Linked DNA regions of Homo sapiens: region 2 is linked to region 1. Evidence: chromatin loops called from intact Hi-C (ENCODE). Cell type or tissue: transverse colon. All regions are shown on one strand. Each heading gives the region's core, and the rest is flanking DNA. Links, peaks and the distances in the headings are about the cores only.

The links. Peaks named below come from ENCODE experiments on the same cell type or tissue, not always from the same donor. Only the 100,000 strongest peaks of a DNase experiment are listed, where the experiment ranks them.
Region 2: a loop joins it to region 1, with 2.9 times the contacts of the local background. A loop is called at or near these places in 74 of 110 quality-filtered maps.

Annotation. Positions count from the first base shown.
Region 1 is chr19:969,332-972,198 of GRCh38, reverse strand. ARID3A (AT-rich interaction domain 3A) reads right to left here. Exons shown (of 9, transcript NM_005224.3): 9 at 1-321. The coding sequence ends at 134. Among named protein-coding and RNA genes, the nearest start is that of WDR18, 14 kb to the left of the region's middle. In transverse colon, for the core only: a CTCF peak has its summit at 1,362 (motif pointing left); no DNase peak of the experiment used is centred there.
Region 2 is chr19:768,764-771,669 of GRCh38, reverse strand. No RefSeq gene overlaps it. Among named protein-coding and RNA genes, the nearest start is that of LINC01836, 13 kb to the left of the region's middle. In transverse colon, for the core only: CTCF peaks have their summits at 261, 1,044 and 1,243 (motif pointing left); a DNase peak (open chromatin) is centred at 1,189.

The DNA.
Region 1 (2,867 bases), core at 1-2,500:
AGCTGTGGCTCCTTTCTGGATATCTTCCCTCCCCACCCGTATCTTCCGCCATCCTGGCCCCTGTGTGGCCCACCTGGACCCCCTGCCCAGGCCGGCGGGCTCCAGGGTGGGTGGCGGGTGGGGAGTGATGCGGTTAAGGCAACGAGTTATTTGAGGTAGATGTGGAGGGTGTGGACAGCCCCGCTGGCCCAGCCTGGCCGCCGCTGGTTCCGGTGTTTCCTCCCCGGCCGCCTGCGTTGCTGCTGCTGCCGCCGCCGCCGCCGCCTCCTTTGTTGGGAGCAGAGGTTGGCGTGGGGGCCGGCGGCTGAGCAAACAGAACTCCTAAGGCAAGAACAGAAGACATATGCCATGCAGAGTTTAAGAAGATGCGAGGCGGGCCACAAGGGAGACCCAATGGGGTGCTCCGGGGAATAAACTTCTCTCTCACTCTGTCCCCCAGGCTAGAGTGCAGTGGTGGCATCAGAGCTCACTGCAGCCTCAACCTCATGGGCTCAAGTGATCCTCCCAGCTCAGCCTCCCGAGTAGCTGAGACCACAGGGGCGTGCCACCATGTCTGGCTAATTTTTTATTTTTTTGTTTTTTTTTGAGATGGTGTCTCGCTCTGTCGCGCAGGCTGGAGTGCAGTGGTGCGATATTGGCTCACTGCAACCTCCACCTCCTGGGTTCAAGCAGTTTTCCTGTCTCACCCTCCTGAGTAGCTGGGACTAACTACAGGCGCCTGCCACTACACCAGCCAATTTTTTATTTTTAGTACAGACGGAGTTTCACCATGTTGGCCAGGCTGGTCTCCAACTCCTGACCTCAGGTGATCCACCCACCTTGGCCTCCCAGAGTGCTGGGATGACAGGCATGAGCCACTGTGGCTGGCAATATTTTAGCAATTTTTTATTTTTTGTAGAGATGGGCTCTCAATATGTTGCCCAGGCTGGTCTCAAGTTCCTGGCCTAAAACAATCCTCCTGCCTCTGACTCCCAAAGTGCTGGGATTACAGACGTGAGCCCAGCTTAAACTTCCCCACTGTGTCTGCTCACTCCTTCATCACACACATGTGCATATATATGGATGCACGTGAGCACACACGTGTGTTTAATCCACACATGCACATCAGCGTGCACACAGCTCTTGCAGGGAGAACCCTGATGCCCATGGTTCGTTGATGTGGGGTTGCGAGACCCCTAGCACACAGTTGGCCTTCTCCCCTGTAAGATTCAATATGAATGTACACGTTTTACATCTGATTTCCGGAGGGCACGGACCCCTCAAAAATCCATTTGTGGACCTGTGAGGACACCACTGACCTTCAGCTCAGCCTCTGACCACAGCCGGGCGGGGGCCTGCAACAAGGCTGCTCTGTGTCGACAGCGCCACCTGGTGGCCACTATGAACCATCGGCCTGACTCCACTTTAAGAAAAACTATTCATTTACCGCCGGGTGTGGTGGCTAATGCCTGTAATCCCAGCACTTTGGGAGGCCAAGACCAGCAGATCACGAAGTCAGGAGTTCGAGACCAGCCTGACCAACATGGTGAAACCCCGTATCATCTAAAAATACAAAAATTAGCCGGGCCTGGTGGCATGCACCTGTAATCCCAGCTACTCAGGAGGCGGAGGTTGCAGGAGCTGAGATCATGCCATTGCACTCCAGCCTGGGCAACAGAGTGAGACTCTGTCTCAAAAAAAAAAAAAAAAAAAAAAAAAAAGAAAAACTATTCATTTACTTATGTTCTTTTGTAGAGATGGGGTCTTCTGTGTTGCCCAGGCTGGCCTCAAGCAAACCTCTCTCCTTAGCCTCCCAAAGTGTTGGGATTACAGGCGTGGGCCACTGCCCCTGGCACTGACTCCACTTTTTTAATTAAATTTTTTAATTCTTTTTTTTTTCTTCCTCTGAGACGAAGTCTTGCTCCATTGCACAGGCTGGAGTGCGGTGGCGCGATCTCGGCTCACTGCAACCTTCGCCTCCCGGGTTCAAGCAATTCTCCTGCCTCAGCCTCCTAAGCAGCTGGGATTATAGGCACACACCAGCACACCTCGCTAATTCTTGTATTTTTAGGGAAGATGGGGTTTCACCATGTTGATCAGGCTGGTCTTGAACTCCTGACCTTGTGACCCACCCACATCAGCCTCCCAAACTGCTGGGATTACAGGTGTGACCTACTGTGCCCGGCAACTTTTTAATTCATTTTATTTAAAAAAATATGTATATATAGGGTGGGCGCGGTGGTTCATGCCTGTAATCCCAGCACTTTGGGAGGCCGAGGCAGGCGGATCACCTGAGGTCAAGAGTCCAAGACCAGCCTGGCCAACATGGTGAAACCTCATCTCTACTAAAAATACAAAAAAAAATTAGCTGGGTGTGGTGACACACGCCTGTAGTCCCAGCTACTTGGGGAGGCTGAGGCAGGAGAATCGCTCGAACCCAGGAGGCACAGGTTGCAGTGAGTCAAGATCGTGCCACTGCACTCCAGCCTGGGTGACAGAGGGAAGACTCCCTCTCAAAAGAAAAAAAAAACAACTATATATATATATATCTATGTAGATATAGATATAAAAGTATATATGTATTTATAGATACATATAAATCTATATCTAATCTATATATATCTATGTATAGCTACAGCTATATCTATCGATATATCTATATATAGATATATAGAGAGAGAGAAGGACGGGATCTCACTCTTTCACCCAGGCTGGAGTGCAATGGTGTGATCTTGACTCACTGCAACCTCCACCTCCTGGGCTCAAGTGATCCTCCCTACTCAGCCTCCCGAGTAGCTGGGACTATGGGCGCCTGCCACCACGCCCTGCTGATTTTTATATTTTTAGGAGAGATGGGGTCTCACTATGTTGCCCAGACTGGTCTTGAA
Region 2 (2,906 bases), core at 174-2,673, 200 kb after region 1:
GAGGAGGAGGGGGAGATAGGGAGGGAGGAGGGAGAGGAGAGAGGGAGGAGGGAGAGGAGAGAGGGGACTGGGCAGAGGAGGAGGGGGAGACAGGGAGGAGGGAGAGTAGACAGAGGAGGGAGAGGAGAGAGGGGACTGGGCAGAGCCTTGTGGGCTGCACGGAGGACTTGGGCTTCTACCCAGAGGGAAATGGGAGCCATGGAGGGCTGTGGGCAGAGCAGGGACACCCCCAGTCAGCCTCACAGGCGCCCTCTGGCTGCTGTGGAAGAGCCACCGCACTCGGCCACTTCCGGCTAATTTTATTTATTTATTTTTATTTTTATTTTTGAGACGGAGTCTCACTCTGTCGCCCAGGCTGGAGTGCAGTGGCTCGATCTCGGCTCACTGCAAGCTCCGCCTCCTCCCAGGTTCAAGTGATTCTCCTGCCTCAGCCTCCTGAGTAGCTGGGACTACAGGTGCCCCCCACCACACCCGGCTAATTTTTTTGTATTTTTAGTAGAGACAGGGTTTCACCTTGTTAGCCAGGATGGTCTCAATCTCCTGACCTCGTGATCCGAGGGCCTCGGCCTCCCAAAGTGCTGGGATTACAGGTGTGAGCCACCGCGCCCGGCCCTGCGGGCTCTGTTTTCAACCTCTAAATAGTTGGTCAGGGCTGGGCTCGATGGCTCACACCAGTAATCCCAGCACTTTGTGGGGATGAGGCAGGAGGATCACTTGAGGAGTTCAAGACCAGCTTGGGAAACATGGTGAGAACCCCATCTCTACAAATAATTTTTTTTTAGATGGAGTCTCACTCTGTCATCTCTACAAATAATTTTTTTTTTTAGATGGAGTCTTCCTCTGTCACCCAGGCTGGAGTGCAATGGCTCAATCTCAGCTCACTGCAACCTCCACCTCCCAGGTTCAAGCAATTCTCCTGCCTCAGCTTCCTGAGTAGCTGGGATTACAGGTGAACGCCATCACACCCGGCTATTTTTTTTTTTTTTTTTAAGTAGAGACGGGGTTTTGCCACGTTGGCCAGGCTGGTCTTGAACTCCTGACCTCAAGTGATCCACCCGTCTTGGCCTCCCGAAGTGCTGGGATTACAGGCGTGAGCCACCGCGCCCGGCCCTGTCCAGGCTTTCAAGGAGCACTAAGCAAACACCATCCGGTTACGGGAATGAGAAGGTGAGAGTGGCGGCAGGTGCGTTTTCTCCCTGGCGGGGCGAGGGCCGCGGCTGCATCCTTGGTGTTTGCCGCCCTCTGGTGGCAGCGTGCATCGGCTCCTCTCCGGCTCACACCAGAAAGTCACATGGAAGTCATTGTCTGGTGACAATTCGTTAATTTACTTGGTCAGAACCAACATTCATTCTTTTTTTTTTTTTTTTTTTTTTTTGAGACGGAGTCTCGCTCTGTCGCCCAGGCTGGAGTGCAGTGGCGCGATCTCGGCTCACTGCAAGCTCCACCTCCTGGGTTCACCCCACTCTCCTGCGTCAGCCTCCCGAGTAGCTGGGATTACAGGCGCCCACCACCACGCCCGGCTAATTGTTTGTATTTTTAGTAGAGACGGAGTTTCACCATGTTAGCCAGGATGGTCTTGATCTCCTGACCTCGTGATCCGCCCGCCTCGGCCTCCCAGAGTGCTGGGATTACAGGCGTGAGCCACCGCACCTGGCCTCAACATTCATTCTTATTCCTCACTGATTTTCACCAGGTGCCCGGTGACCCTCATGACGTCCCCCAGGGCAGGGATGTCAATGTGGCGACTTCACTTACAGATAAGGACACTGAGGCTGGGAGAGGGGTAGGCCTTGCCCAGGGTCCCTCAGGGGCATGTGGCAGAGCTGGGAATCTGTCCTGGGCTTGGAGCCTGAGCTCCCAACACCGAAGGAACCTGAGGATGCTGTGTGGCACCTGGAACCAGCTGAGCCTGAAGCTGGCCCTACATTGATGTTTCAGTTACGGGAACCCATAAAGCCTAGTTTTGCCAAAGTCAGTCTGAGTTATGTTTGCTTGTGTCCTCTCCTAAATCTCTTTATTTTATTTATTTATTTATTTATTTATTTTTGAGACGAAGTCTTGCTCTGTTGCCCAGGCCGGAGTGTAGTGGCGCGATCTCAGCTCACTGCAACCTCCATCTCCCGGGTTTAAGTGATTCTCGTGTCTCAGCCTCCTGAGTAGCTGGGACTAGGCACGCGCTACCACGCCTGGCTAATTTTTTTTATTTTTATTTATTTTTTATTTATTTATTTTTATTTTTTGAGATGGAGTCTCGCTCTTGTTGCCCAGCCTGGAGTGCAATGGTGCGATCTCGGCTTACCACGATCTTTGCCTCCTGGGTTCAAGTGATTCTCCTGCCTCAGCCTCCCGAGTAGCTGGGATTACAGACACCTGCCACCACGCCCAGCTAATTTTTTGTATTTCCTAGAGACAGGGTTTCACCATGTTGGTCACGCTGGTCTCAAACTCCTGACCTCAGGTGATCCACCTCCTGCCTCAGCTTCCCAAAATGCCAGGATTACAGGCATGAGCTACCATGCCTGGCCCCTGCAGGGTTAATTAAAATGGAGTTGAGGCCAGGTGCAGTGTCTCACGCCTGTAACCCCAGCACTTTGGGAGGCTGAGGCGGGTGGATCATCTGAGGTCTGGAGTTCCAGACCATCCTGCCCAACATGGAGAAACCCCGTCTCTACTAAAAATACAAAAATTAGCCAGGCGTGGTGGTGGGTGCCTGTAATCCCAGTTACTCCGGGGGTTGAGGCAGGAGAATCGCTTGAACCCAGGAGGCAGAGGTTGTGGTGAGCTGAGATTGCGCCGCTGCACTCCAGCCTGGGCAACAGCGTGAGACTCTGTCTCAAAAAACCAAACAAACAAAAAAGAGAATTCTCCTCCTTTCCCTGGCATATCATGATACACTGAGCCAGGAG